2 separate regions of the Homo sapiens genome follow, and region 1 is linked to region 2. A link is a loop called in an ENCODE intact Hi-C map of the cell type or tissue named here. Cell type or tissue: dorsolateral prefrontal cortex. All regions are shown on one strand. Each heading gives the region's core, and the rest is flanking DNA. Links, peaks and the distances in the headings are about the cores only.

Evidence for each region. A loop is a pair of places that touch in the nucleus more often than their neighbours do. Peaks named below come from ENCODE experiments on the same cell type or tissue, not always from the same donor. Only the 100,000 strongest peaks of a DNase experiment are listed, where the experiment ranks them.
Region 1: a loop joins it to region 2, with 6 times the contacts of the local background. A loop is called at or near these places in 6 of 110 quality-filtered maps.

Annotation. Positions count from the first base shown.
Region 1 is chr20:62,684,147-62,689,512 of GRCh38, forward strand. It overlaps a transcript of SLCO4A1 not described here. Among named protein-coding and RNA genes, the nearest start is that of SLCO4A1-AS1, 20 kb to the left of the region's middle. RefSeq lists an enhancer at 1-435. In dorsolateral prefrontal cortex, for the core only: no CTCF peak of the experiment used is centred there; a DNase peak (open chromatin) is centred at 2,192.
Region 2 is chr20:62,748,299-62,753,664 of GRCh38, forward strand. All of the region lies in intron 1 of NTSR1 (neurotensin receptor 1), which reads left to right. Among named protein-coding and RNA genes, the nearest start is that of NTSR1-AS1, 16 kb to the left of the region's middle. In dorsolateral prefrontal cortex, for the core only: no CTCF peak of the experiment used is centred there; no DNase peak of the experiment used is centred there.

The sequences.
Region 1 (5,366 bases), core at 254-5,253, 64 kb before region 2:
TTCCCACACACACTCATCCCCCAACAGCAGTGGGAGGTCCAGGGGCATGTGGCAGCCCCAGGGGTCCTGGGTGTTCTACTTAACCTTTCTGTGCCTCAGTTTCTCCCCTCTGAAATGGGGCTGATACCACAGTCTCAGTTTCACTGGGGTGATGAGCTGGGGTGCCTGGATTATAGGAAGTGCAGTACATGTGTTTGTTAAATCACTAAAACCATCAGCACCTTTGCCTGACAGGTGAGGAAACCGAGGCACAAGGAGCTGATTGGCCCGTGATGGCCTCAGAGCTCATCAGCCAACCCCCACCAGGCTACGCTGCCTCTTCTGGGAGCCTCCGGTCTCCCCAGAACATCTATCCACTGGGGTTAGATTTGTCCAATGCCCCCACCACAATCACAGGGGAGACTGCTTGTCAGCACAGGGCCGGCCACCCTGGCACCAGTTCAGTCCCTAGGGAGGGTCTTTCCCTGGCATCCCAGGGACTGGGCTGTCATTTAAGTTTAGGCCACTGACACGAGCTCATTCATCCCCCCACTCCCTCCCTCAAGTTTCCTGAGTGTGCAAGCAAACCCCCCCACTGCCCTGGACACACTCATTCCCGCCAGGGCGATCAGGGGTCCCCATAACTCATCAGGGCAGCCCCCACCCCAGCAATCCCCACACCTGGAAGTCGCTCATTAAGACCTCATTAGCCCGTGCTCCACCTCCCACCCCATGGCCGTGGTGAGTTTAGTCTGCAGCAACGACCCGACCACACCAGCTGGGCAACGAGAGCTGCGAGAATGGCAGCACTGTCTACTCTCCACTTTCCCCAGAAAGGCCCGGCCAAAGCATGCACAGGCAGCCACGCCAGGGGCTCCTGCAGCACCTCAGAGAGACCAGTAATGGGGCGGATTAGCAGGGGCCAAGGGTCTGGGGTGAGGCCACAGTGCATGGAGTGCATGGAGGTTGGGGCACGTGTGACCAGCCAGGGTCATAAAACACACATGGTCAGAGCAGGGCACTCAGCTGCCGAGGAGGGGGGTGGTGGGGAGGCACGGGCAGGCCTTGGGTGCAGTGAAGCAGGCGGGCAGGGGAGGGTGGCAGCGGGGTGTGGGGGCAGGAGGAGGGGGGTGGTGGGGAGTGGGGGCTGGGTCGGGGCTGGGCCCTGGCTGCCCTGGCTGCCCCCCGACACCTTCCCCAGCTGGTCGGTGCCCAAGGGTGGGTTCGTGGGGCAACTGCACCCGCTCCCTTCCACTCTGCTGTGGCCTGACCAAGCGGGCTGTTTTCTTGCTTTGTTTGTTGTTTTTTTCTTAAGGAAGAAGAGAATGAATTTAGAAGGCTGTAAACCCCATCTGAGCCTTACACATAGATCTCCTTGAATTGGATTTTCACCAAGGCCGTGATGGATGTGGAGTCTCGGCTTTCTGACAACGTCTTCCAGAGCAGGCTTTCTCTAGAGGGTGGACTGCCTGTGTTCTCCTGGGAGAGAATGCATTTGCTTCCGATGCCCAGGGCACGAAAGAGGTGGACGAAACAACGGAAGTGGAGGGGGTGGATTCTCTACCTGGGAAACCCAGCATGGCACACTCATATAGAATTAAGATCTTATAATAAGTGTGCAGATGCGCCCGTTCTAAGGAAATAAAGGGTTCTGCCCTCCTAAGAATTCTGCCCTTGCAAGGGGTGTGAAACCTGCAGAGCTGCTTCCCGGCTTCTTCCTCCAGGAAGCCCTCCGTCCTCCTCCAAGCTGTAGACACAGGGCTGGTAAACAGGTAGCCAGGCGCCCCCACAGCCTCGGTGTGGATCCATGGCTGAGCAAGTCCTCCCTGGCCACTCCCATCTCTGATGACAGAACATACCATGATGAGAGCCGCTGAATTAGCAAGACAGTGTGGGGAAGGTACCCTCCGGGGACTGGGGGGCTTCTGGACTCCGAGAGCCCCTGCGTCCATTCCTGTTTATCGCGGCCACTTCCCATCTGGGCAGGGCAATCTCTGTACCTGGGGAGTGCAGCCGCCCATGGAGACGGCTCAGAATAATGAGCTGAGTGTCTCCGTGTAGCTCCCGCCCCAGTGCGGAGCTCCTGGTACAGGATGGCAGGTGGTGTCTAAATAGCTATTCATAAGGACATTATCTCCAAGCACCGGGTGGAAACGAGCCTTCCTCCCCCCAGCTGAGAAGTGACAGGCACTTCCCTGTTTACTGAGGACAACAGTCAACCGCAGAGCGGCGTGGAGCTCGCAGTTCTTCTCATGTCACAGTTGTGACTGAGTGTCATGTCCTAAAGCTTCAGGATGAATGCAACTCCGCTCCACCAAGGGCCGGGGACAGAGTGAGAAGACACTGGCGCCAGGAGCGGGGAAGAGGGGAGGGGCCGGCAGCTGCCTAAAGAGCAGGCCCTCCTGCTGTTTCTGAGCCCCCGAGGGCCCTCTGACCCCAGACACCTTCCCTGCCAGCTGAACACCATTCCAGAGTCAGATCTTGGTTTTGTTTTCTTTCTTTTAAAAATATTTTATTATAAGGTGAAAAGAAAAGGAGAGTACACTAAGTCTTAGCCATGGTTGGCCCTTTAGTCTGAATTAGTATATCAGCTATTTTACCAAGGGCAGGTTTGGACGGTGCAGAGACAGGAAGAGAGTATCAGAGTGCCCAGCACCACAGAGAAGGGGTGGCTGGCCAGGGCGCCCATTGCAGGCAGATGAAAAGGGTGCCCCCGAACAGGCACGATGGGTAGGGCACCCCCAAACAGGAGCAATGGGAAGGGCACCCCCAAACAGGAGCAATGGGAAAGGCACCCCCAAACAGGAGCAATGGGAAAGGGCACCCCCAAACAGGCACAATGGGAACGGCACCCCCAAACAGGCACGATGGGAAGGGCACCCCCAAACAGGCACAATGGGAAGGGCACCCCCAAACAGGAGCAATGGGAAAGGGCACCCCCAAACAGGCACGATGGGAAGGGCACCCCCAAACAGGAGCAATGGGAAAGGGCACCCCCAAACAGGCACGATGGGTGGGGCACCCCCAAACAGGAGCGATGGAAAGGGCGCCCCCAAACAGGAGCGATGGAAAGGGCACCCCCAAACAGGAGCGGGGGCCTCTGAAGGCAAGTGGCAGCAGCTTCCTAATCCTGGCCCCACGTTGTTCCAAAGGTCCATGAAGTTGACCAAACGCCACACAGCCACGGGAGACACAGTGGCCACCCTGGGGCGTCTACACTGAAGGCCAAGGGCATGTGGAGGAAGAGCCATCTGAGCCGAGGCCCGGGGAGGAGCCAGCAGGCCAAGGAGGCGGAAGAAACCACGCAGTGGCGTCCAGGGCAGGGCAGGTGCGTCATCCGGGCGGGATGCAGAGACACGTCCTTCCACCAACCATCTGAGGAGCACTTGGCACCCACACAATGAGCCCGGCAAGGGCCACGCCAGGAGGCAGCGCACGGGGCAGAGCCTCTGAGCCAGAGAGGGGGAGGTCCCTTGGGAGGCCCCTGCCATCCCCCGCTCTGGGTGGGCCTCTCCAGCCAGACTCTGCGCCCCAAGGGCAGGGCTGGGCCTAAGCCACACCTCGGGGTGCACGGGCTGTGGGGGGCCGCTCCTGGACACGGAAGGACGACACCGGCTTCCCTGTACCTCTGCTGGGGCCGCGGGTCCCATGTCGTCAGCGTGGCCACTAGGCTGCCAGCCTAGCACAGCCTCCAGGGCAGCCATGGCCCAACCTGCCTTCCGAGCCTCAGGGGTATCCCTGAGCACATGGGAGTGCAGGAAAAGGTACCCCAGGGGATCCCCACTCACCTCCCGGCCATGTCCTACCAGGCACTAGTGCCGCGCTGCAGCCACCCCCGGGCCTTACCCACCCCCACCAGCTTCATTGCCTTCCAGGTCCCAGCACCACCAGTTTCATTGCTTTCCAGGTCCCAGCACCACCAGCTTCATTGCTTTCCAGGTCCCAGCACCACCAACTTCATTGCCTTCCAGGCTCTCAGCAGCATAAGAGACCTACACACACACACACGTGCACACATACATAGAAGGGGCTGACTCACACGCCACCCCATATGCAAGCCGCAGAAGCTGGGCGTCCACTGAGCAGCAGAGATAGCCCATCCCAGAGGGCAAGGAGGATCCCTGGGGTCCCTACGAGAACACCTCGCCCAGGTCCTGCCCGCGGCCCCCCACGAGGCCTCTTTGGGAGGGAGGCTGCCCCCTACACCACTCAGTGCTAGGACTTACCCATGCACCCCCCAGCCCTGTGCAACCCTGCCCGTGCACCAATGACCCCACTCACCCCTGACCCTGCTCACCCCAACCCCGCTCACCTGTAGCCCCACCAGGTTCTTAAGCAAAAGCTCAGTCTGTGTGCACACAGCAAACACAATTCTGCCTATATTTTCTCGGGGTTTGGGGCTCACATTGGACACTGGAGGCTCTCTTGAGTGAGTAAGAGCAGCAGCTCAGGCTTTTGAAGGCAAAATGGAATGGACGCAGGGCCCAGGAGACACCAACTGGGTGAGAGCAGGGCTCCAGAGCCAGCAGATGGCTGGGGTGGGGGATGCATGCCCCCTGCCACCCACTCCAGCAAACCCGGTCCCCTGACTTGGGTTGTGTCCAGCAATGGCTTTCTGGGCTTGAAGGCAGAGCTGCCAGGAGGAAGGAGTCCCTCTGCAATGTCAGAAGCACCAAACACAGGGGAGACCTAACTTTCAGGGCCTGGGGGAAGCTGGGGTGGCCAGGCTGGTGGGAAGGAGACATTAACATTTTCCGAGAAGCCCTTTAATTCTTCCCAATAAACCGAACGAGTACAAGCCTCAGCATGGAAGCACAGCTTTCTAGAAGCTGGAAAATCAGGCTCATCACAAAAGCTCGAGCACAGTTAATTTCCTCTGACATTTCCTCCTGTGGTTAGTCTTGGAGCCAGCAGGTGGCCGGAGGCGCCCCATTCTTTCCCATAAATGGACGGTCTCTAAGGAATCAAGTCAGGCCCTCATCTCCAAACCCTCATCCCATTTTTCCCTGGCCTGCACGTGGCCAGCTGTGCCCCGCGCCTCGTAGGCCTGTCCCTGGCTGTGCCCCGCGCCTCATAGGCTTGTCCCTGGCTGTGCCCCGTGCCTCGCAGGCCTGTCCCTGGCCGGCTGTGTCCCGTTCCTCGCAGGCCTGTCCCCGGCTGTGCCCCGTGCCTCGCAGGCCTGTCCCCGGCTGTGCCCCGTGCCTCGCAGGCCTGTCTCTTGGGCAGAGTGGCTCCCTCTCTCCATCAGTCCTTCCTCCATCACACCGGTGCTCGTGCAGAAGCCAGGGCTCGCAGACATCACCCTAGGCACTGAGGATACCAGCTGCCCGAACGGACAGACGGACAGATGCTCAGCCTCCTCAGGTGCTGGCCCATGGCCTCCCAGG
Region 2 (5,366 bases), core at 108-5,107:
GATACCTCATGTTCATGCATTGCAAGAATTCATATTGTTAAAATTTTCATACTACCCAAAGTGATCTACAGATTCAGTGCAATCCCTATCAAAATTTCAATGACATTTTACACAGAAATAGAAAAAAAAATCCTAGGATTCATAGTGAACCACAACAGACCTCAAATAGTCAAAGCAACATTAAGAAAGAGGAACAAAACTGGAGGCATCACACTTCCTAATTTCCTTTTATATTACAAAGCTATAGTAATCAAAACAGCATGGTACTAGTACCACATAGACCCACGGAACAGAACAGAGAGCCCAGCAATAAACCCACTTTCGTACAGTCAAATCATCTTTGACAAGGTGCTATGGTTTGAATGTCCCCTCCAAATCTTATTAAAACTTCATCCCCAGTGTGGCAGGATTGAGAGGTAGAGCCTTTCAGAGGTGATGGGATCTGTGAGGACTGGACCCTCATGAATGGATTAATCCATTCATAAATAAATGAGTTATAGGATTAAGGGGCAATCACACAAGGGGAGCTGGTGGCTTTATAAGAAGAGAAAGAGAGACCTGAGCTAGCATGCTCTGCCCCCTCTGCACGCGATGCCCCATGCCACGGCGGAACTTTTCCGAGAGTCCCCCCAGCAAGAAGGCTTTCACCAGTCGCATCCCCTGGGCCTTGGACTTCCCAGCCTCCATAACCATGATAAATACCTGACTTTTCTTTGTAAATTACCCAGTTTCAGGTCTTCTGTCATAAGCAACATAAAATGGACTTAGACACAAGGGCACCAATACACAATGGGGAAAAAGCAGTCTCCTCAAACAGTGATGGGAAAACTGGATATCCCCATGCAAGAGAATGAAATTGTAGGCCGGGCGCGGTGGCTCACGCCTATAATCCCAGCACTTTGGGAGGCCGAGGTGGGCGGATCACGAGGTCAGGAGATCGAGACCATCCTGGCTAACACGGTGAAACCCCGTCTCTACTAAAAATACAAAAAATTAGCCGGGTGTGGTGGCGGGCGCCTGTAGTCCCAGCTACTCGAGAGCCTGAAATTGTACCCTTATCTCACACCATGCAAAAAAAAATCAGCTTAAAGTGGATTAAAGATCTAAACATAAAACCTGAAACTATAACACTGCTAGGAGAAAACATAGAAGAAAAGCTTCTTGACATTGGTCTTGGCAGTGATTTTTTTATGACAGCAAAAACACAGGCAACAAAAGCAACATAAATGAGACTACATTAAAATGAAAAGTCTCTGCACAGCAAAAGAAACAGCAAAACGAAAAGGCAGTCTCTACAAAATGGGAGAAAAATAACCCATTTAAAAATGGAAAAGGGGCCTGAGTAGACATTTTTCCAAAGAAGAGCTACATATGGCCAATGGGTTTCTGAAAAGGTGCTCAACACCACTAGTCATCAGGAAACTGCAAATCAAAACCACAGTGAGCTATCACTGTACACCTGTTAGGATGGCGATCATCAAAAAGCCGGCAGATAACTCGTGGTGGGGACAATGTGGCGAAAAGGGGGCCCCGGTGCACTGTTGGTGGGAATGTATTAAATGGGTACGGCTGTTACGGAAAACAGGATGGGGGCTCCTCAAAAAAAGTAAAGGCAGAACCACCGTAGGATCCAGCAATCCCACTTCTGGGTATTTATGCAAAGGAAGCGGAATCCGGATCTTGAAAAGATCCCTGCAAGCCCCTGTCCGCTGCGGCACTGTTCACAATCGCCAAGACACGGAATCAACCCAGGTGTCCCTCAGCAGACCCGCGGATCGAGAGAGCGTGGTGCAGATACACAGCAGAGTGCTGCTCCGTCTTGAAAAATAAGCAGATCTGGTCATTTGCGGTAGCCGCAACAAACCTGGGGGCATTATGCTAAGTGAAATAAGCCAGGCGCAGAAAGACAAATGCTGTGTGATCTCGCTTATGTGTGGAATCTGAAAAAGCCAAACTCGTGAAGACAGAGAGCAGAGCACTGAGTGCTGGGGGAGGGGAACGAGGAATGGGGAGAGGACGATCAAGGGCTGCAAAGTTTCAGTTATAAGGCGAGTACATTCCGGAGCTTTGAGGTATGGTGTGAGGACCAGAGTTAACAATACTGCATTGCGGCCGGGCGTGGTGGCTCACGCCTGTAATCCCAGCACTTTGGGAGGCCGAGGCGGGTGGATCACGAGGTCAGGAGATCGAGACCATCCTGGCTAACATGGTGAAACCCCATCTCTACTAAAAATACAAAAAAATTAGCTGGGCATGGTGGCGGGCGCCTGTAGTCCCAGCTACTCCAGAGGCTGAGGCAGGAGAATGGCGTGAACCCGGGAGGCGGAGATTGCAGTGAGCCGAGATCATGCCACTGCACTCCAGCCTGGGCGACAGAGCGAGACTCCGTCTCAAAAAAAAAAAAAAAAAAAAAACAATACTGCATTGCACACTCAAAATGTCCTCAGAGAATAAATCTTGTGTTCCCACCATAATCAACGGGGGTAACTGTGAGGTGACGGATGTTTCATTAGCTCGATGGCGGTGATCATTTCACAATGTATACATAGATGACAACATCACATTGTACACAGTCAATAGATACAAATATTTTTGCGATGGGCGTCTCACTCTGTTGCCCAGGCTGGAGTGCAGTGGCGAAGTCATAGCTCACTGTAGCCTCAAACTCCTGGGCTCAAACAATCCTCCCATCTCAGCCTCCCAAGTAGCTGGCACTATAGGCGTATGCCAGCATGCCTGGATGATTTTTTTTAGTTTTTGTAGAGATGGGGTCTCACTGTGTTGCCCAGACTGGTCTCAAACTCCTGGCCTCAAGGGATCTTCCTGCCTCAGTCTCCCAAAATACTGTGATTACAGGAATGAGCCACGGTACCTGGCCAATAGATACAATTTTTATTTGTCAATTATCCCTCAATAAAGCTGGGGGAAAAGGTTAAAAATATATACATTTAAATTTAAAACTTCCATGATTTCTTATAGTAATGTTACGGTTTTTGGTTTTAGGTTTTAATCTTCTTACCATGTGGAATTTTTTTGGGGTAAGATCTCTATGAGTTAGGGTACTAACTCCAGGAACTAAGTCAAATTGTCTTATCCCTTAAGAAAAGGAATATTTATTTCACTCAAGACACACTGAAAGTCCAAGAATAATAGCTGCAGGCGCAGCTTGACCCAGGAGCACAAACAATGTCATGGGGTGCCCCGCTTCACCGGTGCTGGCTTTATTCTTAGGCAGGTCTTCTCTAAAAGGTAGGAAAACGGCACTGACGGCCACGGATGCATTTCCTGCTCAGTGAGCCCAGGCAAAGCTGGTGTCTAGCAAAGGTTTGGGGCTGGCCCTCATCAGACAAATGTGACTGATGCAAATGTTTGGCTGACCTGTCCAATGAGGGCCTACCCAGGCCTTTTGGGATGTGTTGATTGGCCAGGTCTGGGCCACATGCCAGTGGGATGGAGGGTGCACGGCTCCCCAGGGGAAGGAGGCGGGTGGGACAGGGGCCCTGAGGACCCAGCTTCCTGTGGTCCAGGCCGTCAGCTGTCCAGCGCCATGCCTGGGTGGCCAGTCTTCTCCCCGATGATCTGGATGCTGTCTCCATCACAGATGGAGCTTCTGTCTGATCTGGCACTGTCGATGCCAAATTCTCCTCATTAAGGTCACTCTCAGTGACACTCAGGTACATCCCAGTGGCTGGCAAGGCTGACGCTCCCTTGTCCTAGCGACCTGCCTTTCAAGAGCCTTTCTGGCCATTCTGAGACTATTTCCCACTTGAACTGTAGAGTCCATGTGTCTATGCACAACAGCTCTCGTGTTTTATAGGGACTGGATGCACAGACGTGATCTCAACGGGTCCTTCTGTCCAGGAAGGGGCCTGTCCTTCCCCTCGCTCAGTCCTCCCCTCACCTCCCCTCACCCCCAGCAGCATCGCAGGCTTTCCTCCGAGTCCCCGCGCTGCCGATGGACGTGCTCCCTTTGCTTGTTGTGGAGGTGGGGGGCAGCTCCTTACCCAGAGCGGGAGAGATTACAGGAAAGGACGGCGCAAGCCAAAGCCCCTGCTTCCAGCTGTGCGTCTGGGAAGAGAAGGCCGGCCCCAGGAGTCGGGGTGCATTCCCCTCACCCCCCAATCCTACTCGGCTTCAGTCTCCAGGGTGGGCAGGTGGGGGAGGCGGGGGAGGGCCAGACTTCCTCTGCAAGGCCCCGCCTCTGTCCCCACACGTGGCCCTGCGGCAGACTCTGTTCCCTCCCTCTGGAAACGGCAGGATCCTCCAACGGGGGCAGCCAGGGGGCCGGGGCCAGACCCTACAACCCACCAGCCCCCAGAGGTAGCTATTTTTGCAGCCAGCCGTGTTGGTGAGGTTGGTATTTTAAATGTTTTGACATTTAAAATCTGTGTTGGATACATTGGTGCTGTTTAAACTATCCCCGGGCTGCGGTGACTCACAGGGAATGGGTTTATCTCCTGAGGCTGGGCCTGGCCTCCCCTGTCCCCGCTCCCAGCAGCCGGAGTGGGAAGAGGGAGTTTTTACCTGCCCCCAGTCTCACCAGCACCTTGTTGTCCTGCAGAAGGTGGACTTCGGCCAGAGCAGGAGAACAGGAGGGACGCGGGACGGCCTCAGATCCGGACGCCCAAGCAGGGGAGGGCAGAACAGACCCGCCACCCAGCCAGGGTCAGCAGCGGTGGTGGTGGCTCTCAGGAGCCCACACAGGTGGCACGAGCAAGGGGCGCTGGGCTGGCAGGTGCAGGATGCTGCCTCCCGGGGGTTTGAGTGCCCCCTCTCCATGCATGTCCTCTGATCTGTTAGCAGAACTCTGCTCAAATGGAATGTGAGGGTAAACTCAGGCCGCCTCCTTCCTGAAGGCCTCTGAGTGCTTCTGAGTGGAGCCGGGAGCTTCGATGGGAGCAGGAAGGACCTCCAGAGGTGCCTCAGCCGGTGCCCAGAGGGGGCCAGGGAGAAAACCTGCCGACATTCCCACGACCCCAGCACCTCTCAGTGGCTGCCCTGTCCCATGGCCACCGCCGCCTTCATTAGCGAGACACGGCGAGGATTGTCCTCACCGGGACCATCCTGACTTGGACTGTTGAGGCCATGTGGCTCTGCCCTCCCTTGTGGCAGGAGGTTGGGAGGGAGGTGGCCCCTGCAGCCCAGCCCAGGGAATCCCACGGCAGATACCCCTGGACTTTCTACCGCAATCACAGCCACCAGCCACAGAGCTAGTACAGGCCGCTTCTCCAAGACACCCAAAAGCTTCTTGGAATCAGAAATTCAGCATGAGGATCCCGGGCAGCTTGGCAGAGAGGGGGCAGCCTCCGTCCCCGGCACAGGATCGAACCCGCAAGTGTGGCAGCCAAAGACGCCAAGATCTGGCT